Regions from separate parts of the Mus musculus genome. Here regions 2 and 3 are each linked to region 1. The links are chromatin loops, found by intact Hi-C in ENCODE. Cell type or tissue: left cerebral cortex. All regions are shown on one strand. Each heading gives the region's core, and the rest is flanking DNA. Links, peaks and the distances in the headings are about the cores only.

Evidence for each region. A loop is a pair of places that touch in the nucleus more often than their neighbours do. Peaks named below come from ENCODE experiments on the same cell type or tissue, not always from the same donor. Only the 100,000 strongest peaks of a DNase experiment are listed, where the experiment ranks them.
Region 2: a loop joins it to region 1, with 3 times the contacts of the local background. A loop is called at or near these places in 3 of 42 quality-filtered maps.
Region 3: it touches region 1 in a loop (2.5-fold over the local background); 5 of 42 quality-filtered maps call a loop at or near these places.

The regions. Positions count from the first base shown.
Region 1 is chr3:142,164,637-142,172,436 of GRCm38, reverse strand. It overlaps Bmpr1b (bone morphogenetic protein receptor, type 1B), which reads left to right and starts at 3,012. Exons shown (of 12, transcript NM_001277217.2): 1 at 3,012-3,292. In left cerebral cortex, for the core only: a CTCF peak has its summit at 3,124; DNase peaks (open chromatin) are centred at 2,484 and 3,127; H3K4me3 peaks cover 1,451 bases.
Region 2 is chr3:142,026,225-142,034,024 of GRCm38, reverse strand. All of the region lies in intron 1 of Bmpr1b (bone morphogenetic protein receptor, type 1B), which reads left to right. Among named protein-coding and RNA genes, the nearest start is that of Bmpr1b, 140 kb to the left of the region's middle. In left cerebral cortex, for the core only: no CTCF peak of the experiment used is centred there; a DNase peak (open chromatin) is centred at 3,657.
Region 3 is chr3:141,883,830-141,891,629 of GRCm38, reverse strand. The region is part of intron 2 of Bmpr1b (bone morphogenetic protein receptor, type 1B); the gene reads left to right. Among named protein-coding and RNA genes, the nearest start is that of Gm15689, 200 kb to the right of the region's middle. In left cerebral cortex, for the core only: a CTCF peak has its summit at 3,956 (motif pointing left); a DNase peak (open chromatin) is centred at 3,937.

The DNA.
Region 1 (7,800 bases), core at 897-5,896:
GTAGTCCTTAACTAGAGTTGTGAGGTTGCGCCTTTATATTGTATGCATGAAGACAATCTACAATAACACTCTGCTAGACTACACCAGAACAACTGAGGAGCTAGGAAAAAAAAAAAAGGCTTCTTCTTTCTGTTGAAATAGTTCCTTCACCTGGTTCCTGAAGCAAAACTTAACCTTTCATTCCATGGCTAGCGATAAAATAGTTCCAAAGCACGGGGTGGAAAAGGTGGTTTTGAGCATCCTGTTCTTGCAGGGGACCTGAGCTGGACTCCCAGAATCCTCTTTAGGCAGCCTGTAACTCAAGAGAATCTGGTGGCCTCCACAGGTACTGGCACTTGTGTGCATATGTCCACACACAGACACACAGGAATACTGATAAGACAGATCTGGAAAAGGCATCTGCTTTAGGATGTGACTAACATGGTATGTCTTGAGTTTATGATAAAATTTAATAGTGTGAGGCATTTATAATCTGGAAATGAGGAGACAGAGGAGGGAAAGTTGAGGGACAAGAGGAAGTAGAGCGTATAGAAGTACATGCCATCCCACCTTAGGCCCATTCAGTTTCCCTGTATGGGATTTCTTAGAAATAGTCAAATCTAGTGTGCCTGGGCAAATGTCTTCCTTAGTGGGAAACACATGTGACAATAGCTGGACAGCCTTTGTCAATGTATGGCGATGCCTTGCTGCCTTTGTTTTTAACTGGAAGGCAAGACAAAATCTTGACTTAGCTGGAATTTGTCATGTAGTCAGATGAAGACCCTGACATCTCAAGTGCTCTTTATTGTTTTTGAGAGTACCTTGTAGGGTCACCACTCCTTGTCAGAAGCACCCTTCAACGTTACTGGTTATAGTCCCGCTTCAGGGACTATACCATGGATACACGATGGGGCAGGCAGACTCCCCCGGCGACACTGTTCATTTCAGGATAAATATACCCACCATTTACCAACTCATTAATAAACACCAGGAACCTCACTTGCTCCTAAGAGGGACCTGTGGGTCTCTTATATTTACAGGTGAAAAGATTTTATTTAACGCCCAGATCTTTTTCTTTATACAACTCTTTTGATCAATTGCGCCTGTATGTTTCTCCCTCTCTAGGTACCTTTAAATAGTCGTCTGAAAAATCCTCTGTCACCTTATGGTTTAACAATCCTCCCATTCTGCATCTTCATCTAAAGAGAGAAATCCTATCTCATTAGCCTAGCCAAGGTTGTCCCTGTTCCTCGCGCGCACACACACCACACGTGTTTATGCCACACCCTGAGAGTCTGCACTTAGAGCTGTGTGTTCATTCACTAAACGGCATCTTTCTTATTGTCTATGTCTACAATAGCTTATCTTTCTGTATTAGGAGTTTAAAGAAGGACAGATGCCATTAAATGTCAAATACCGGTGCCTGGCTTGCAATGGTTATTTGGTGCTGATTACTGTATGGCTAGCTTTGTGAACACTCTGTTGCTGCAGAGTGCCATATCCTAAGATCCTCCTTAAATATGGTTTATAGAGCCCTCTCATCCTTTTCTTCTACCCAGAGATTTTTTTTTTTAAAAGACTCTGTGCCCCTCTCCCCCATGACCTACAGAGGGTTTCAAGTACCTTTCTCTGTAACATCCAATTTATTTAAATTCAGTTTATAAGAACCTCTAAGGGAGAATCTTACACTTCTGTCTAGTAAATGTTATTAGTAATTCCTACATCACAGGGGTAGATCTATTCAAGTTTCTTTCCTATTTAAAACTAATGTCAGGAGACGAAAATGACAGAAAGTCTGATTGGGGGACAGATAGAAGGCAAGTTCACTGGTCACATACTTATAGTTAGGAAAGAAGAGAAAGACGATGCAGAAGGGGAGGGGGTGGGGTTATCTCTGACTCACAGAGTGAAGGCAACAGGTTGGATTCCACCTTTGCAGTTCTTTCAGCTCTAAGTCCTGACACCTGGGGTCAGCAAGGGCCCAATAAAGAGACACCAACAAGCAATTTACCTACTTAGAAAACTTCTAGACAACGTCTTACAGTCTGGCTTCAGGGACTATAACATGGATACACGATGGGGCAGGCAGACTCCCTTGGCGACACTGTCATTTCAGGATAAATATACCCACCATTTACCAACTCATTAATAAACACCAGGGACCCCACTTGCTCCTAAGAGGGACCTGTAGGTCTCTTATATTTACAGGTGAAAATATTTTATTTAACGTCTGATTCAGCTGGAACAATTTCAGAAGAAAGGGGATGAAATAAAATGGTAGGAATGAAATAGATCATAATGAGAAACTCATAAGAAATTCACTTCCGAGTGGCACAAAATAAAACTTAAGTCACACTTCTAACGAGGACAAACGGGGCTGCTCAACATGCTTGGAATTTAAAAAAAAGTGAGGAAATGAATTATGGTGGAAACTGGGCATCAGGCATTAGGAAGAAAAGATATTTGGAATTCATGAGATACCGCCCTGGGAAACAGTTGGCAAAATGGCTGAGTTGAAAGAGGTTAGCTATGCTCCCCAAATCTCCGGAGAAGCCGAATCACCTTACTTTATATTCATTTCTCCAAGAGTCGAAACACTTACAGACTTAGCCAGGAGACCACAGAGTAAAGATGTCAAATGCTTTCTCAAGCCAAACTGTAAAATTTCATCGAACACAAGTGGAATTTTTTGCGTTGCCTTTCATTGTTTACAATTTCAAAATATCTGTATTAAGGAAAAATTTCATTTTCCTAGGAAGCCTCACTCCATGCCTCAAGATTTCTAACCCCTCACCCGAGACTGTGGATCTAATTTGATGTGCACTCCCCTCCCCTTTTTTATGAGGTGTGTGACCAACGTTTCCATAACTTCTCCAAAGTGTCGCTGGCCCCGGAGAAGTTGAAGTTCACCGCGCTCTGCCATTTGGAGTCGGTCCCAGCTCGCACCATTCCGCGCTGCCTCCTCGCGCTTTTGTTTCTGGAAGCTGAAGGGGGCGTGTGGCAAGGCTTTTGGACCAGCCAGGGACGTTTGTCCGGCTGCAGCGCCAGGGATGCTCTGAGGACGGCTCTGGAGGTGGCTGGGACCGCTCCAGGCGCCGGGCCGCGTAATCCCTGCGCTAAGTGCTTGGCTCGCAGTCTGCAGTCACTAGTGGGAGCTGGAGAGGGCGAGTGAGAAAAATTCCAGCGGCGGCGGAGCGGGAGGAGGGACAGGAGCTACGGCGGCGGCGGCAGAGGCAGCGGCGGCGGCAGAAGTTGCCGGCGTGGTGCTCGTAGTGAGGGCGCGGAGGACCCGGGACCTGGGAAGCGGCGGCGGGTAAGGGGCGCTGGGAAGGGGCCTGGGAGTTCGGATCGGGGGTCTCCAGGGTAGCCCGCGCTTTGTGCGGCGATCGGGGTGGGACACGTGCTCCTCGGGGAGCGGGACACCCGGACAGCGGGGCGCTCCCGGGCCACGAGCGCTTGGGGGGACGCCAAGGGGCACCGAGCTCGGGACCAGCCACCTGCCTCGCCTGCTCCTCGGACCCGCTGGGAGAGCCAAGGCGCTCATGGGACAACCACACTCTTCGGTCCTCTCGCGCTCTCCCCTGCCCCTTAGTCACTCCATCCTCTCAGCCCTCTCCTCTTCCGAGTCTTTCCAACGTGATCCCATACTTAGTAGCTGACTTTCCCCACCTCTTGTCCTTTCCTCCTGTCCCTCTACACTATTCCCATCGGTTCTCTGCAGGGTGAGGTTTTTCTGACATTGGAGAAAGACCCTCCGGAAGTTGTGCAGGGCGGCAGGTATCTAGTTTCTCTGAGCCTCTCCAAGGAGGCTGAGTGCTCTGTGTTCTGAATGGGGACCTTGTGGCTTCTTTGAGTTATTAGGGACTGCTCTTTTCTTAGTCACCTTCCCCCAAGGTGAGGTCAGTTACTGTGAGGGGCCACAAAGGTGCCAGTGAAACAGAACAGAAGAAGGCAGCTGAGTAACAGAAGGTCCCAGACATATCCGCAGTGAAGCGGAACCACCTGAGAGAAGGCTCCTGGATTCTGGAAAAACAAAAGGCTCCATGAGTCCTCACGATGGAGTTCAGCTGAAGAACATTTGAAAAATAATATGAAAAAGCCCTCGGTGTGAGAGCCTCTTGCTGTCCTCACTGAGACTAAGTCTTTGCTTTTCATATGCATATTTTTGGGGCTCTTGGTCACAACTTCTCTAATTATTGTTTTGAGGGAAGTTAAGAGAAATGGTCTATGTCAACGGGGCACTTATGTTTTAAGAAAAAGTGATTTCAACTTTGTACTTTTATACCTCTTTACATTCTGCCGATCAAGGAGAATTATGTCTAACTGCAAAGAAAATAGGAAAGGATTTGTCAGTAATTTAAAAAATATGAGACATTCCAGGGATCAATAATTTCTTTGGAGCATTCTCATTACGAGGATGTTGTCGAGGATATTACATGTTAGTGAAATATGTTAGCTGTGACACACTTGGATCATTGTGTGGCAAAAAAAAAAAAAATTACGTGCGCGCTGCAAGCAAATCATATCGGCAATGGCTTTTTATGGAAAAGTTAGCTTGAAGTTAATTACTGCCATTCTCAGCTTTCTTTATTCCTGCATAGTGTACCTTTGTTTTGAGCAAAATATGGCCCAGGGCTACAAGACTGGGTCCAGTGTGTTATTTGTCCAATCTGAATTACCATTTAGAAAACCACCTTTTCCTTTTGGTCACAGGAGGCGAGTTGATGTGATCTCATTACACATGTGTGAGGGGCTGCTGATGAATTTTAGCCGCACTGATTTGTGAATATTGAAAACAAAATGTTGGGTTTTGGCGAGGTAGCAATCTTGATTTATGCCATGTTCATGAATCATCAGTATTGACAGCACCTTTGCCACGTTGTTTACCAGGTGCTGCCAGAGTGCAGTCAGGCAGGGTTGTCTGAAACCCCTGTTAGGTTATTATTGTCCCAGAATAACTTCTTACTACCCCTCGAGGAACTAGTGGCCTGCTCCAAAGAGTCTAGAACGTTCCAGGTGTTAAACATTATTTATTAAGAGGGATTAAAGTTTTCCTTGTAAACTTTGAAAACTGAGACAACCTGATAAAGTATTCTCATGATGGCAAATGTTGGTTTTGTTATTAATTTGAAAACATGGGGTGGTTTAAAATCATGCTTATCTCTTGGTATTAATAGGACGCCTTGCCTGTCTTCCTAAGCACCTGGTTAGTATTTATCATTCAAATTTTAGAAGCCAGCTATAGCTTTCCTGACTTTCTTCTCCCTCAGGATTCTTGTTGCACATCTCCTAATACTCACCTCTCTGGTGCAGCCCCTTACTTAGCTTTCCCTTGCTATTTTATGGTGGTGAGATTTTCAGAATTTTCATCAATAACGACAGTTCCTGATATCATATGGATTCTTAAACACTTCAAGAAGAACAATTGGTTTTCCACCCCCCCACCCCACTTCTTAGGTTCAGTGGGTCAGGGGAAGCAGATTATCATAGAATAACAGCAGACTACTGACTTATAAATAAGTAAGTTCCCAGCATCTTGTCATCATATTAAAGATGAAGAAGGTGAGGCCCAAGGAGATTGACACACAGGCTCAGAGTTCGTGACGCCTGTGGATGGTGGAGGGAGCTCCTTGTACGTTCTGAGCTGTGCCTCAGTCATTTCCATCAGGCCTATCTTGATTCCTTTCTTCCACAGAAGTGGGCAACTCTGTCTGCAATTCTAAGGGTTTCTTTTCATGCCAACTAATTATAGACATCAGTGAAACTTAACAACTTGTAATAGCTTAGGATCATTTTGTTACAGAGCACTGGCTTCCCAGTTTGATTGTATGGACCAGGAATTGCTACTAATGATGCCACTGGGCAGATCTGTTATTTTTACCTGCAAAGAACTTTTGAGTTCGAAGGATGTGTATATTCTTCTCTTCCGTGGCTACAACTTTTTGTGTGTGCCTTAAAAGTAGATGGGGAAGAGGGAAAAAAAGGGTTGGGTCATGTCAATGGCCATTCTTGAGGCTTGTTTTATCAACCAGAGGTCATCAGTGTAACTCCCATAAAACCCAGCTGCTTCACCTGTGACGTTCCTGGAAAGTCATGGTTGAAAACATCTGTCACAGATGAGTGGGAGCTTGCATGGCTGTCATTATAACATTCAGGAAGTGGAGGCAGAAGGAGTTGAGACCAACATGACCTAAAGAGTAAATTTTAGGCTACCAAAGGTTACAGGGCAAAATACCATCTCAGCAATGATGTGTCAAAACAAACAGAGCTCTCAAAAAAGAAGAAGAGAGAAGTGAAGACCGCAGGAGATGACATATGATGCTACTTTCGGGTACTTTTCTGTTTCATCCGCAGAAAGATGAAAGGATAATACATAGCTTACACCAGCCAGGTTTTCTAGATACATAATAGAATTTAGTATGTATGTCATTGTCTGGATTAACTTCGTTTTCATTTAAGTATCCGTGTGCCTGCTCTGGACACCTCACCATTACACATCATGCAGACATTGCAGACATGAGAGAAACACCGTCCTCCTCACTGAACTCGTTATACAGAGAGGGAAGAGGGGATTATATAAGCTCAAGTCTTCATGAAAGTCACCATTAGAGAAGTCAGGATTACGTGACAGGAGTGAGGGACTAGAATCAGGTGATCCAAGTGCATTCCTCCCCACCACAAAGCCAATTCCAAGGGTCCAGGGGGAAAAAAGGGTCACACACACGCTGGCCCGAAATGGCGCACAATAGAAATGGGCGTAGAGGTTCAGCCAGGCCGGAAGCATGAAGCGTTGGATTCACAGTACATTTTATTGCGCTCGATGGAGGTCTGCTCGAGAACTGAGCAGATGAGACCTCGCACATCTGTCTAGTGAGAACAGAGTGTCTGCAGTGAGGGGTTGTGGGAGACTGTGCGGTGATGCCAAGGGAGCCATTGATCCTTATCACTGAATGGGAGGGTCACTGGGTTGATTCATCTTTGCTCATTCAGTTTTCTTCAAGTGTTGGGGAAGAAACCTGTAACCCTGAGCCTTAGGCTAGGACTTAGTACAAAGCCCCACCCTCATCCCCCACCCACTTCCCCCCAGCCAGACATTACTTCCAAATGTCAGACTTAAGTCCCTTCGCACAATTTCCAGCTGCAACCTCCGTATCTTCCTTCAGAGGTCTCTTGGCTGCATGCTTGCTTCTCGGCTGGGGGATCGCAGTGCATTCTGGGAAGTATGGCATGCTCTCGGAGCTAAGGATGATGAGGGACAGTAGTCAGGACATGTGCGGTTTGGGTTTTTTTCTTTTGAAAGGGGGTACAGGCAAGGGGCCTTTTGTCCCCTCACTTCCTTTGTGGTAAGGGAGGCTCCAGAGGAAGCAATGCCAGTGGAAGTCCTTCAGGCTGAGTGGCTTTGTTTTCTGCCAACTTTGAAAACGTGGGAAGCTTCCTGAGGGGCTGCCTGGGCGGGCGGTGAGATCTGGACTTCACCCTCCATTGAATCTCAGCCCCTTGCAGGGCCATGAGAGTGGCAGATGAAATAATGCTGGATGTTTAGTTCATCTGAGTTACTTTTCCTCTTTTTCAACCACTAAATAAATGGCTGAACATGGCTGCCGCTTTAGCAGATACAAAGTAGTCGGGATTATTTCCCCCCTAAAGATTGTATTTGCTTCTTGGCTAAAGGAAAAGAAAAGTACAATTCAATATATGTATGTCTGTAACATTTCTTGCCTGGCTATATTGAGATAAACATTTTAGTCATTTTTATAACAGTTAGATAGATAGGGATTTAAATAAGTACAGAAACATCTGTCACTAGTTAATTTGATGATT
Region 2 (7,800 bases), core at 1,693-6,692, 140 kb after region 1:
TGGGAGAACAGGTAACAGAGAGGACGGTGCAGAAGCCTGTTTGGGAGACAGGCAGCGTGGCCTTGGCTCAAGAAGCAGTTTGTTTCTTAAAGGCAGACATAGCAGAGCTTCTTGATTCAGGGACTTTAACGCATCTTTAAAACAGTTGAAAAACTTGGTGGTGTTGATTCGAAATGCTATTTTAAAACCGACTTTCAAAATGACTTCTTTTTTTTTTTTTTTTTTAGAGCAACCATAACTGTCAGTTTGAAGGATGGGCTTCTGTTCAAAAGAGCTAGTAAAAATACCCTTAGCCATATGTGAAACAGGTTCAGGGCAATTTGTCATAAATAAATGAGTTTGTCAGACACACACACACACACACACACACACACACACTTACTTCACTTATTTATTTTGCCTCAGAGGACATAAAAATCCAGATTCTTAGATAATGAAATATTGGAATTTTAATAGCGTATTTTGTATATGAGAAGTTGATGCATTAATATTTGTGTTAATAAGAAACTATAGTTTTAAAAGGGAGATTAATTACACCTGAAGGGAGGAATGTTTGTTTTCCTGGAGCTTATCGAGACTTGCTGGACTTGGGTAATGTTAGGAGTCTTACAGGGCAGTTGGTGTGAGCAGTGTTCTATATTCTGTCACTGAGAACCTAAGAAGCCCTATCTTTCATGATGGAGATCTCATTTCATCCGTCCCTGTGCAGATGTTGGGTTTATAATGGAGCTAGCTACTGCTTTATCGTTGTATTTAGTTCTACATGTAGATAATGTTTGCAGCCACTTGGGATAGTTTCTCTCTGTCTTTTTTCTGTTCACATTGTATACAAAAGTTTTCTCTGCAATGTATATGTTAAAACTGGAATGTACATAGTTTGTAAACTGTCCTTTCATTTTTTCCACTTAACTGTTTCTTATGTACCTGGCATAATCTAGGGATTTGTAAATGTCTCTTTTAAGTATTTCTCAAAAACAGAATTATGGACTAGAATATTAAGTAATTAAATTATATGCTTTTGAGAAATGTCTGCAAGTTCATCTACTTGGCATTTGATGTCTTTCTCTCTCTCTCTCTCTCTCTCTCTCTCCCTCTCCTTCCTTCTCTCTCTCTCTCTCTCTCTCTCTCTCTCTCTCTCTTTCTCAGACAAAATTTCTCTGCATATGTAGCCCTGACTGGCTGTCCTGAAATTCTATAGACCAGGCTGGTCTCAAACTCAGCCATCTGCCTGCCTCTGCCTCCAGAGTGCTGGGTTAAAGGTGTGGGCCTCTATGGCCTGACTCTGTTTTTCTTCTTAGATGGCATTCCTGCCACTTTCCTTGTCTCCTTGGGAAAGACTTCATTTATTATTTTTTTCTTCATAGTTCTGTTGATAAGAACTTGCTTATTCCTCTGTGGTGTTGTCCCTTAGGTACTTCCTCGGTTTTCCCATAATTTCTACAACACAGCTCCACTTTCCCAGTAAACGCCTTAGTGTACTTGCCTTACTGCTCTCTTGCAATGATTTCCAAACCCTTCATGGACAGACTCTGCCTTCTCTTTTTCTCTCTATCCATATCTCTCAGCAGAGTAACTCATGAAGAATGAATCATGATCGAATGATTGAAATGTCTTCCCTATAAGTTTAGCCTTGTGCCATTTATATAATGAAGAACAATTAGAAGAATGTGAGTTTTCATTTTTGTGGCACTTCTAGTGTTAAATGTCTTTGAAATTCTACTCTCTTTTTTTATTTTTGTGTCTTTGATGTCTTTAATGAAAATACCTCATTAAATTATGCTTTAACAATCTTCAAGATAATGGGCCTAGATTTGAGGACTATTACATAAATTCAAGCTTTAGAGCGCCCCCAAAAGAGAAAGCTTCAGTTGTAATTTTGCAACTGCCTTTTAGCATGCTTGCATGTTAGGTGTGCAGTCCTGTATGTTGGGTGGATTTCAAGTGGGATCACTTTATTGTACATCCTTACACTGCGACCACTGTAGTATGTAACAGATATTTGTGGAGAGAGATGGTGCCATGGTAAACCAAGTTACTGTTTATTCTGTTATTTCTTTCTCATTGCTGCTTTTAGAGTCATCTGAGAACCTTTGAACCCTCTGTTTTCCTATGTGTAAACTGGCTTTGAACACCTGATCCTTTGTGTACCTTTGGGACAGGGATACACAGAAAACGTTATCACTGTACCATAACTTTACTCAGTGAAAGAGAAGGGAAGCATTTAAGAGTAAATAAAATACCTGCTGATGCAAAGGTGCTGTGTGGTATGATAGCAAGCATTGCTTTTATTGACTTTGGAAATATGCATGGTATGTGGTTCTTTTTAGGTACACCCTGCAGTAGCTAGTGGTGGGTAGGAGATAAAGTGATAACCGAGTTCCCTTCCTCTCTGAATTTTTTTTGGGGGGTGGGTGTGGGGGAATGGGTGTGGGCATGTAGGTGTATATATATATATATATATATATATATATATATATATATATATAGGTATTTTGTAAACATATGATTTGGTTCATTTTAGGCATCTGTAACATTCACAGATATTTCAGTCAAGTGTGTAATCTTCCCATGTAATGCTTCAGAGTTTGTTATATGAAATCATTCATTCTCCTTAGTGCTAATTCACAGCAAATTATATCATCCTTTTCAGGTTGATTTCATAGAGTGTTAAGTGCTGTTTAAATCTTTGGTAGATATGAAGCCATTTATTTTGCTCTAATGACTTAAAATAGCATGAGCTTATCAAGAGGAGCTTTTCCCTACTTTATGTATAGCCCAGTCTGTCCTTGACTCACGAGCGTGCCTCTGCCTTTAGGTCAGTGGGCTCTTGTCCCAGTCATGTTTTCTTTTTCCCTTCGTTCCTAATTTCTCTCAGGAACAAATGGCAGCACAGTTCGGCATGAGAAACTTGTAGCTGAAGGTGCTAACCTAAACATCAGTGCCAGGATATGAGCGAGACTTAATAGACTAATTAATTCGTCTACTGCACCCTGACCTGGGAATTACACACAACGGGCTATACTTATGGAACCCAGGGCCTGGGATCCAGAGTAGGGAAAAGGCAACTTTTGTGTGCTTTCTCCACCAACACACAATGAATACTGGGTTCCTTTTAGAAAACAGGTATTGAAAATGGAGCCTTATTCCAATGCATGCCTTTGAAAGCATGGTGCTGTATGGTTCTTGTCTTTGTTATTGTAGTTCCCTTGTTTACTGGTTATGGTTTTAACAAATAAAACCTTCATGTTTCTGATCCTAATATGATAAGGTGCTGACCTCTAGGGGGCCACAATTATTACCATAACACCATGGTTTCTGTATTATCTATTCTGATACGGTATGTTCTCCTAAAATCACTGTAACTAAGAAAAAAAGGGACCGTGAAGCTTGACTGACACTTCAGAACGTGTTTCTGTTATGCTTTTCTCACTATGAGATCTCAGAATTCACACTTCTCTCAGCAGGAGGATTATTTTTGTTTCCTCTTATGTTCTTTACTTCATTTGTCCATCATAGAAATACTTCTAAAAACTATAGTTCAAGGCGGCTCACATTTGAGTGCCATAGAATTCATGCCCCTGGATGGCAGCTGAATTGAACAAGTCTATTCATATCAGCCTGCCATCTTATGGAATCTGTGCTGACTAAATCCATTCCTATATGAATTTTATTTAGAACAGTGTCTTAACATTTCAGTAGCTTTGGGCATTGGAGATGCTCACTAAACCACAGATGTTTCTTGAGCTAGGCAGTCTTCCAGGTATGGTTGATATGGCTGTGAAGTCTGGCATTTCCTGATCCTGCTGTGGCTTGCATAGTGGAAGCCACACACAGAGAAGACCCATAATTATGTTGCATGAGACAAGGCTGTGAAGGAAATAGAGCCATGAGTGAAATCTATAAAGTAACTGGTGTGGGGGGTACTAGAGGAGACAAGCTAGGTCAAATAGATCTGAGGCCTCAGTCATGAGATGATAGCTTCTGGGTACATGTTGATCTCATACAGTTGTTGGCAGTACCTTTACTTGAAGAAAGAGTAAAATTCATATCCTTCTCAGTATAGGCTCGGCACAGAATTTATATGGTTGATTTTCTAAATCATTGATGCACAAATGTACTTCAAAGATATTGAATCATTGACATTAATAGAAAGCCATAAATCCACTTTGCATGTGAAGTTAGCTGTGCCAATTTGCTCATAAAAGTTAGGTGCGGTGTTAGGACGGCAATTTGAATGGACTCTGGGGTCAAGGAATTCCAAGAGAAGGTAAGCAGTTTAAATGCCACAGAATGACCGAGTTAGAGTTTCTTTTTCTGCTTTCAGATGAAACTTTTTGTTTCTGTTTTTTTTTTTTTTTTTTTTTTTTTAAAGAAAGTGTGATGAGCAGATGTGCTTGTACTCTTCTGCTTGGATGGGATTTGGGATTTGGGGGTGGGGGGTGGGGAAGAGAAGGATCAGAAGATGGAATTTGCATGTGTCAGAATATGTTTGAAAGACATTCCAAGATCCCTAAGTAGGTAAATGGTTTCCAGGTTAGGCCTTAAAATATTAACCTTGTCTTGTTTCTTCTTGTCAAGAATGGGTTTGACTTTCCATGGAGATTCCTGCTAGAGGCTGTTCACGGGTCTCATCCCTTGCTTCTCAGACCCTTTATGGACAGACACCACCTTCCCTTTTTCTCTTCATCTTTAGCTCTCAGCACACTGATGCTGGGGTATTAATTCCCATGCATTGAATAAATAAACTCTGTGCTCTATAGGTTTAATACCCCCTAATTCATAGGGTGAAAGACAGTTATAAGAATATGAATTAGTTCCTATTCTTAGGTTGGCTCATGAGATAACCTAGGGCCCTAAAATACACACAGTATATACAAGTAAGTTATTTGAGCCTGAACCGTTATGTGGACATCTATACAGAAAAATGCATACCTTATGTGGATGGGAAATGGCAAATAGACGTTGTGGGGTGTGTAATGTTTCTGTGCTAGTTGGGAGGACTAAGGTCACTAGTGGTGCTATAGACAGAGGTGTGAGCAGAATTAGTCCTATGTGTTAGAGATGAACTCACAGTGATAAAAGAAAAAGTCTAAATAGGAAAGAGAATAGGTGACCATTACAAGAACTTTAGATGACATCCAGACTTCATATATATATATTTTTTTAACTAGGTATTTTCCTCATTTATATTTCCAATGATATCCCAAAAGTCCCCCATACCCTCCCCTACACTTCCCTACCCACCCACTCCCACTTTTTGGCCCTGGCGTTGCCCTGTACTGGGGCATATAAAGTTTGCATGTCCAATGGCCCTCTCTTTCCAGTGATGGCCAACTAGGCCATCTTTTGATACATATGCAGCTAGAGTCAAGAGCTCCGGAGTACTGGTTAGTTCATAATGTTGTTCCACCTATAGGGTTGCAGATCCCTTTAGCTCCTTGGGTACTTTCTCTAGCTCCTCCATTGGGGGCCCTGTGATCCATCCAATAGCTGACTGTGAGCATCCACTTCTGTGTTTGCTAGGCCCCAGCATAGCCTCACAAGAGACAGCTATATCAGGGTCCTTTCAACAAAATCTTGCTAGTGTATGTAATGGTGTCAGCATTTGGAGGCTGATTATGGGATGGATCCCTGGATATGGCAGTCTCTAGATGGTCCATCCTTTTGTCTAAGCTCTAAACTTTGTCTCTGTAACTCCTTCCATGGGTGTTTTGTTCCCAATTCTAAGAAGGGGCAAAGTGTTTGTTCTTCTTGAGTTTCATGTGTTTTGCAAATTGTATCTTATATCTTGGGTATTCTAAGCTTCTGGGCTAATATCCACTTATCAGTGAGTACATATTATTTGAGTTCTTTTGTGATTGTGTTACCTCACTCAGGATGATGCCCTCCAGGTCCATCCATTTGCCTAGGAATTTCATAAATTCATTCTTTTTAATAGCTGAGTAGTACTCTTGACTGCTTTCCAAACAATAGCTGTGAGCAATATTGATTGAGATCAGAAATGCCGCAGGTAGCACGTCATTTACTCCCTGGAGAGAGTGGAGAGGCAAGCAGATGTAAGGTTAGCCTACACCAGCAGGGTGGGTGGGGTGTCTGAGTGCTATAGGAACAGCTTCCATGGAGTTCAGCACTGTTAGACGATAGAGGCAGAGCCGACTCTTTGGAGAATCCTATTTCCTTTCTATAGTTTCATTTTTTACTTTTAAATATCCCTAGATATTCAAAATTAGAAAAAATATTTTTAAAAGGATTACAGGTTGTGTTTTTTGTTTTTTGTTGTTTTTAAAGACAGGGTTTCGCTGTGTATCCCTGACTGTCCTGGAATTTACTCTGTAGACCAGGCTGACCTTGAACTCAGAAACCCACCTACCTCTGCCTCCCAAGTGCTGGGTGGGATTAAAGGCATGTACTACCACCGCCCAGCTCGATAAGTACCCTTTTTATGGCATCTTTTAAAACTTGAATTTTTTTTTTAATTACAATCATCCTGTATTCTCTTTCCTCCCTCTTGCCTCTCCCAGGTCACTTCCATTCTCTGCTATCTATAAAATTTATGGCCTCCCCTTCTTGACTGTTGTTACATATATGTGAGTGTATTACACATATATGAATATGTGTCTGTTTTTGTTCTTAATAACATACATATAATACACCTATCTGTATAATGTTACTTGTATATAAATGCTTTCAGGGTTGACCATTGATTGGATAACCAATTAGTGTACTCTTCCCCAGGGGAGACTATTTCTCCTCTTTGCATTCATTAGTTCCTTGTAGTTCTTATGACTAGAGAGACAAGGCTTAGCAAGTTGTCCCCTTCTATGGTAGCCTGCCTATTGGTGTCTTATGGGTTTCTTTCTTTCTCTTTCTTTCTTTCTTTCTTTCTTTCTTTCTTTCTTTCTTTCTTTCTTTCTTTCTTTCTATATTTTTTAACATGAGTGAGATTGTCGCGCAATGATATGTTTCTAAGGTCTTTTATTTTTTAAAGTTTATATACTTTATGTCCAAGTGCTTTTTCTGCATGTATGCCTGCATACCAGAGGAGGACATCGGATGCTATTATAGATAATTATAAGCTGCCATGCAGTAGCAGGGAATTGATCTCAGCCCTTCTAAAAGAGCAGAGAACAAGTGCCCTTGACTGCTGAGCCATCTCTCCAATCCCTCAGGTCTTAATTTTTAATGGATTGTTTTGTGCTTTAGAGAAGAAAAACAGAATGCATTTCTAATTCTAATTTATTTTAATTCATTATTCAAATAGATATTTTACCACTAGGAAACGCATTGAAAGTTGTGTTGACATTTGCTTCTAGACTTTTTTGCCATATTCATCACACTTGTGTATAACAGGTGTCATGTCAACCTATCCAAATGATTTCGATGGTTTGGAGTCTTTTTCCAATGGTTGTGGTGTCTTTACTGTGGTTGTTTATGGCAGGACTTCTCTGATCACATCGTTCTTAAGCACAAGGCAGAACTCAAGGGCAGATGACTGAGCACAACTGGAGCTTTCTCCTGAGCATTCTCAGTGCTTCTGTGAAGGTGTAGAGATGGCGTTGTATGCAGTGCTGCTCCTGATAAGTGGCTTTAAAAAGAACAGCATATTCTGGTAGCAGTGTTTATTCTGTGTCAAGGAATAATTTAAATGGAGTCAGAATAATTTTCTTTCCACAGCTACATGAAGATACAATGAAAGACAGCTTGAGCTGTCAGAAATGTTAGAGGTATATGGTCTATTAAAATGGAATAAACATTTCTTCTGCTTTCAATCTTTGATGAAATAAACACGCAATGCATTTT
Region 3 (7,800 bases), core at 911-5,910, 280 kb after region 1:
GCAGTCATTTGGTGTGTCTTTCCCTTTCCAACAGCACGAAAGGTTTGACATTACAAAGGGAATCTGTAAACTATCCCTGAAGAAGGACCTAAATGTGAGATTATGCTGAAGCTGTACAGTGCTGCAACAGTCTCCTGGAGAGTGCTCTTAGTAATGTGGCCCTGTAGGTGTTTAAGTGATGAATTTCAAACTATTTTCTGACTTGCATAAAGTCAGAGAAAGCTTTTAACCATCTGATTTTCAAATGAGGCATAGCAATACCCCGTGGTCTTTCTGTCTGTCTCTGACTCTGTCTCTGACTCTGTCTCTGTCTCTGTCTCTGTCTCTGTCTCTGACTCTGACTCTGTCTCTGTCTCTGTCTCTGTCTCTGTCTCTGTCTCCTTCCTCCCTTCCTCCTCCCTCCCTCCCTCCCTTCCTCTTCCCTCCCTCCCTCCCTCCCTCTTCCCTCCCTCCCTCCCTCCCTCCCTCCCTCCCTCCCTCCCTCCCTCCTCCCTTCTCTCTCTCCCTCCTTCCTTCTCTCTTCTCTCTCCCTCCCTCCCTGCCTCTCCTTCCCCCCTCTCCCTCCTTCTCTCCCTCCTTCTCTCTCTCCCCCTTCCTCTTTCCCCCTCTCTCTCCCTCCCCACCTCCATTCCAGGGTTTTCTTTTCTCTTTACCTTTCCACTGTCAGATACCATACGGTGCACCCCAGAGCACGGCCTGACTGTAGTAATCTCCTTGGCCAGCTCATAATCAAAGGAAGGACTGAGGGAAACAGCTGAGCTGCATTAGGCAGCCTCAGACTGGGACACATTTCTGAACTGCTGAATAACACAGCACAGGTGCAGGATTAGTGCTGCCCATGGTGCTGGGCGTTTTAGTGGGAACCCTAGAAATTCTGTATCTCCTTTTCATGTCTCATCCCAGGAAACTTGGCAACCAGACATCATGCACGCAGAAATTAAAAAAAGAAAAAAAAAGTGGGTAGTGAGAGAAACTTTCTGTCTTACAGTTTCTTGCATCCTTCTCCAAGAAATGTAAGCTCCACAAAGCCAGTCCTTGCACATGCCCCTGTGTGCACATGCATGTGCACCCCCACATGCACACACAGACACAACACGCATGTGTGTATATGCACACAGTTTTGACTTTTCTCTTTCTTAGCTCAGAAAGTGGAATGGAACAACTCAGAGAACTAAAACATCTGACACACAAAACCCAAACGACAAGAAAGTATGGTTTAGCTCCTCGGTCCCGACAGTGTATTGTTTACTCTACTTTATGACAGCTGAAACATTGCATACATTATTTAAGCTTTCATATTAAATGTATTGAACTCAGGCTGTCATTACACCAGCATTGTCCAAAAATATTTAAAGTCAAATGTTATGATTGTGTAAAGTCCTCCTTGTAGCATCCTTTATTTATAGCTTTTGACATTCTAAGTTCCTTTATTGGAATGGCATTCCATTCTCAATTTATAGATTATAAACATCAGAATTACATTTTTACAATTCTTTTCTTTTCCTTCCTTCCCTCCTCCTCTCCCTCTCATTCCCTCTTTCTTTCTTTCTTTCTTTCTTTCTTTCTTTCTTTCTTTCTTTCTTTCTTCCTTTCTTCCTTTCTTCCTTTCTTCCTTTCTTCCTTTCCTTCTCTTCTCTTCTGTTCTTTCTTCTTTCCTTCCTTTCTTTCTTTCTCTCCTTCCTTCCTTCCTTCCTTCCTTCTCTATATGGCCTGGCTGACCTTGAATGCCTCCTCCCTCTGATGTTGCTACTTTCTGAGAACTAGGATCATAGGCATACACCATAACAACCATTCATATCTGATGCTAGAACTTAGTGAATCCCAGCCAAGTCCTAGACCAACTGAGCTACATCCCCAGCCTTCAAATCCTACTTTGAAAGACAAAGTTTAAAAGTATGAATACAGTGACTTAAATATGATTCCAAATGAAGGTTTTGTAAAAATAGTATATATGCCATTTTTATCTAGATGGCTATAATTAATTTTAATAAGAAAATGTACACCCTTGGAACAACAAGAGAAATGTCTGTTTGTAATTCATGCCAATTTTTGTTTGGTTTCTAGAAAATTTTTCTATAAGATATGCAGTGTAGGAAAAATAAACAAATAAATAAACAAGCATCACCAAGAACAGCAAAGACCAGAGCCTTATGCACAGCACTCACATTCTAAGCAGTTCATTTACAGAATTTTCTTGAGACTCTAAGAAGGGCTTTGAATATTTTAATTTCATTTCAGTTAATTTTGTCATCATAAATAAACTGTTAAGTGCACTGGTAATGACTGTAGTTAACAACTGAACTCCAAGATTAGATTATGTGTATACACATACACACCAATTTTATACTATGTAGTAAAAATATGTGAATTATCGATATATTTCTGTCTTTTGGTCAATACTCACTGTAGCTAAAGTGTCCTTTAGTTATCAGGCAATTAAGATTAGAAACATAAAGATCTTAAATGTCCTCAAGGGTTTATTTTTAATTTTGTAGAGAGGAAATATATATCTGGTACAAGGCAGACAAACCTCCTATCTTTCTGACTCCACGGTTACACTTTCATTATTGCATATATTGTACATATTGCCTGTTCAGTTTAAACTGGCGTTGTGCTTCACGATGTCCTTGCCTTGTTTGGCAGCACCACAGAGTAAGTTCTGGCACACTGGCAAGTTGAACATCCACCTTGATTAGCCTCAGCACTCTCAGAAACGGGGAACTGAAGGTAAGAGCACCTCAGAAAGTCACAGCTCCTGGCTTGAAAATCACCCAGGATCTAGCTGGTTTTATGGCTGTTTTTATGGCGTTATCTTCATTGAACCCACTGCTCAGTTTCTTTTCCAGCATTGTTGACCTAACTGACATATTAAGTAGGTGTGGCCATAAGGATTCAGCATGATGTTTAATGTCTGAAAACATCATGGTGACTTGCTAACTGGATCTTTTCCTTATGTTGAAGATTGTATCAAAATGCTTATGACTACTTTATGTTCTAAAATATTTTGCATAATGTATATCGCAGTAAACATTTTTATTGACTCTCTGTAAGTTCAAAGGATTACAAAGTCTGGGCAAAAGCCTAGCTGTTGTCTAAAATATAGGCGTGATGGTACAATACCTTTAAGTTCCTCTACACTGACTCAGGCTCATAATTTGGCATCAGTGCAAAATAAGTGCGTGCAAATGTAGCTCGACATGAATTGAACACCACAAAACAAGTGAGGGAGTGTTTACTTTCATTCTGTTGCTTTGTGATCTCTAGCAGGTTTTGAGCCTGATATTATAACATGGGCATTTTGATCGTTCAACACATCCAGAGTGGTGTGGTAATGTGAGTGTGCATGCATAGGGAAAGAGGCATAGTGGTGGGGAACAGGGACCTGCATAGGTGTTTCATGAGAAAGACCCTGTTTTCTAACTCTGGTCCATCCCTTAAGGATCTACCCAATGAATACTGTCATTCGCCACATTCTTTTTGGAGGCTTAGTCACTAAGGCCAATTAGTAAGAGGGTAGCTGAGCTGAGCAGGGGAGCCCATTTGTCAGGCTCTATTGGTCAGTGACCATATCTGTCACTTGACAGTCTCTGAGCAATAACACCGCTGGGAACCAGGGCCTTTCCATTCAACTCTGAGTCTCAAAAAGCAAGCTTTTCCTCCTTCCTCCTACCTCCCCCCCCCCCAATATGCAGTTTTGCTCTGGTCATTTTAGAATCAAAATTCCATTTGTCAGTTTTCTAAAATATTAGACAAACAACTAACTGTTCAAAGAAATAAACAGGTATTTAAATCACCGACTGAAAATAAAAAGGAACTTTATTGACATTATTAAATATACGAATGGGACCAAGGATTGCTAGCAGATTTCAACAATTCAGCACTTTAGCTTATTCTCCCACTTCTTTACCCAAGACAATGTGCAAACCTTTGATTTCCACTTCTTGCTCCTGTCTGCCCTCTAATGGAAATTTTGTAGAATAGAAAAGACAGCCAATATTTCAAGACCTTAACAATGATAATAGAGTGGAAGTGAAATTCTAATGTGGAAAGGAAAAAAAAAATTCACAGGGTCCAACCCTTAGTCAAAAAACTACAGGCAACTAATGACCACTGAGATGTTCTTTTAATAAAACATCTGATATTTGGGCTATTTTCATTGTTTCTGATGTGCTTATCTTGATAGTTACATATTTAACCTTCTGCTTCCTATTTCAGCATTATTATCATTGTTAAAAATGTATTACATTTTAAACAAAATGATTATTTTTGTAAGTGCATGTAATAAATTACTATTTTTTAGGCAATAGTGATATATACTGTTTTGCTCATAGCCCTGAAACCCTGCCTTCTATCTGTGAGGTTTTTATCTGTGGATTTTATTTGAGTTCAGTGTAATATGATCTATGAAACTAACTCTTTTATAAATCCCTTCCCACAATTATAACTTTAAAGCCACACAGCTTCTAATTGGCTGTTCTGCACTACTGTGGATAGGCTATTCAGGGACTGCACGGCCTTTCTTTGGTTTGCGTAGCCTGCGATGGGTCCAATGGGTCTGTTCACAGCATTGATGATCTAAACTCTCACATCTGCTCTCTTCAGTGTTCTTTTCCGGTTTTTACTCAATTTGTCCCGAGTTTTCTGGCAACTGTGAACTGTGACCTCATTCCTAGTAAATTAACCTCGGACTAATAAATATCAACTGCATACACATCTATAAATTATCTCCTTGATCTGACTATCCGGACAGAAGCAAGACACTCCTTCCTAGTTCTGCCATATTGACAGCTTGCCATTTAGTCAATGGTAATCTAGTCGGAAGGAGGCACTTTCTCATCTCTCTGCCTTCGTTTACTTAGGTCATGTTGCATGAAAACCACCTTGGGTAGTTAAATGCTACCTCTGTTTAAGTAATTATTGAATTATTGTCTCGATTATGAGATAGTGATAGTTACCTATCTTTTTGGTGCTGTTAATGTCTTTCTGGTTTAAAACAGCTTGCATTCTGTCTGCATAAGGGTTGAATGCAATAATGCGTCTTCATCGTCTTTATATGAGGAGCAGCTTTTACTTGAGTTTTTTCAGTGTTTCTAAGTTGGCTTTTGATTAAAAAAAAAAAGATCCTTAGAGTTACTAGACTTGGATATTTGTCTTTTGTAACTGAAGTGCTTGACCCAAGATTGTCTGTAAAATATTTCAGGCTGAGTATTCATGATTCATAATATAGAGTTTAGAACCATTATTAGAGTGTTGTTGTTGTCATTTTTGTTTTGTTTTTAATTTCAGGGTATTTGCTTCTATATAATGAGATACCTTTGGGGTGGGACTGAGGTTAAATGAGAATTAACCTGTTTCATTTTCTATAGACACTATAGATTGCTATAGACACTATAGATTACCTGAGAGTAAATTTATGAAATATTTTAAAATAATTTTACATAAAAGTTTATAAACCTACAGGGTTGCAGATCTCTTTAGCTCCTTGGATACTTTCTCTAGCTCATCCACTGGGGGCCCTGTGATCCATCCAATAGCTGACTGTGAGCATCCACTTCTGTGTTTGCTAGGCCCCGGCCTAGTCTCACAAGAGACAGCTATATCACGGTCCTTGCAACAAACGCTTGCTAGTGTATGCAATGGTGTCATCGTTTGGAGGCTAATTATGGGATGGATCCCTGGATATGGCAGTCTCTAGATGGTCCATCCTTTTGTCTCAGCTCCAAACTTTGTCTCTGTAACTCTTGACTCTAGCTGCATATGTATCAAAAGATGGCCTAGTTGGCCATCACTAGAAAGAGAGGCCCATTGGACACGCAAACTTTATATGCCCCAGTACAGGGGAACGCCATGGCCAAAAAATGGTAATGGGTGGGTAGGGGAGTGGGGGGGAGAGGGTGTGGGGGACTTTTGGGATAGCATTGGAAATGTAATTGAGGAAAATACGTAATAAAAAAAAAAGAAAAAAAGTTTATAAACATTGAACTATGTGACTTAGCATTTAAACATTAAAAAGATTTGGAGGAGGGCTAGAAAGATGGCTCAGCAGTTATGAGCACTGTTGATCTATCAGAGGTCCTGAATTCAATTCCCAGTAACGACATGGTGGCTCACAACCATCTGTAATGTGATCCTATGACATATTCTAGTGTGTCTAAAGACAGCTACAGTGTACTCACATACACAAAATAAGTCTTTAAAAGAAAGGATTTGGGGTTTGAGGATATTTCAGATTTGGGGTTGTTGGGAATGTTTAACCTATACTGAATAGCTTGTTGATAATCAACAATATAGAATGAAGTATGCTTATTTTCCAAAAACTGTCACAAACATGCACATAAACACACAAAAGCATGGTCAACCAACTGGGCATGGCTGGCTTGTACCTGTAATCCTAGTACTCAGTAGAGTGAGTTAGGAGGATTTCAAGCTGAGGACATTTTTAACTATGGAGTGAATTCAAGGCTAGCCTGGGCTATATAATGAGACATCACCTTGAAAGAAAAGAGAAAACCAAACCAAACCAAAGCTTGCCATTAAACCATTAGTATACTTAATGTCAGTGCTGCCAAGAACCCATTCACATGGCTCAGCGGTGAGTCCCATGTGTGATGATGAGCTAAGGAACGTGGCCATCTTTAATGTGAAACTTTTATTTTTCTGGTTTATTCCTTGTTGATGTTTTTCATTTCGTATCAGGATGTCAAAACAACCTCTTCCCCATTTTGAACAGAAAGGCAGTTTGTAAATTCACTTGAATTACCTCTTAACCATGATCAGTTCTGATTTGCTAGCCCACGGATAAGTTCAGGTATAGAAACAGGAGTTACAGCCCATTTGGATGCAAAGAGGAAATTTCATGGTGTAAAATTATTCCCTCATAGATAATTTTTCTTCAGCAGGTCCACTATCTGCATAATGGTATGAGCCAACCTCATGTCTCTCATGTACTTGCTTTAGTACAATGTAGAGATACTTACATTTCAACTAGTGTTTTCCAGTTACAATGACATATATGCCTGTTTGCATTTCTCTTTAAAAAGTCTCCCCAGTATCTCTAACTTAACATTCGCACTGATGCCCATGGCCTTTAGGCTTCCCACAACGGGAAGGATGACCGGATTCTCTACGCCTTCACTCCCATTGTCTACACACATATCTGCTCATATGTGGTGCATGGGTAGAAATATCAGTTCCCATATAGTATGTTTCTATCACATACTCATTTTCAAACTGCACAGTCAGCACAAATAAAAAAAAATGTGTGTGTCATTCTGTTAATAATACATCGTAACTATCTCCATTTCAAGGTCTTGTGACCTGCCTTTAAGTGGGTATTAGATTGAATCCTACTGACTTACAATATGTGGAATATTCACCTTCCTTGAAAGTTGGGTTTCCACTTGCCAAAGGCTCATTCCTTTATCTAAATCTCATAGGGATAGACTATCTCTTCCAGGGGATTTTTGACAAAGGTGTATAGAAAGTACTTTGATACCTTGAATATTAAACTACATTTTACTACCTTCATATTTGATTCATATTTTGCCCGCATGTTGACCTTCACATATTGTATACTTTTCACCCAAATTTTGGGCCACTCTCTTACTCATGAGTGCAGTTTTAGTTTTAATTATGTGAGAATACAATGCCATTCTCAATTTTATTTTATCTTTTTGTTTTTTAATTTTTTTATTGTTGTTGGTTTTGTTTTGTTTTGTTTTGTTTTGTTTTGTTTTGTTTTTGAGACAGGGTTTCTCTGTATAGCTCTGGCTGTCCTGGAACTCACTTTGTAGACCAGGC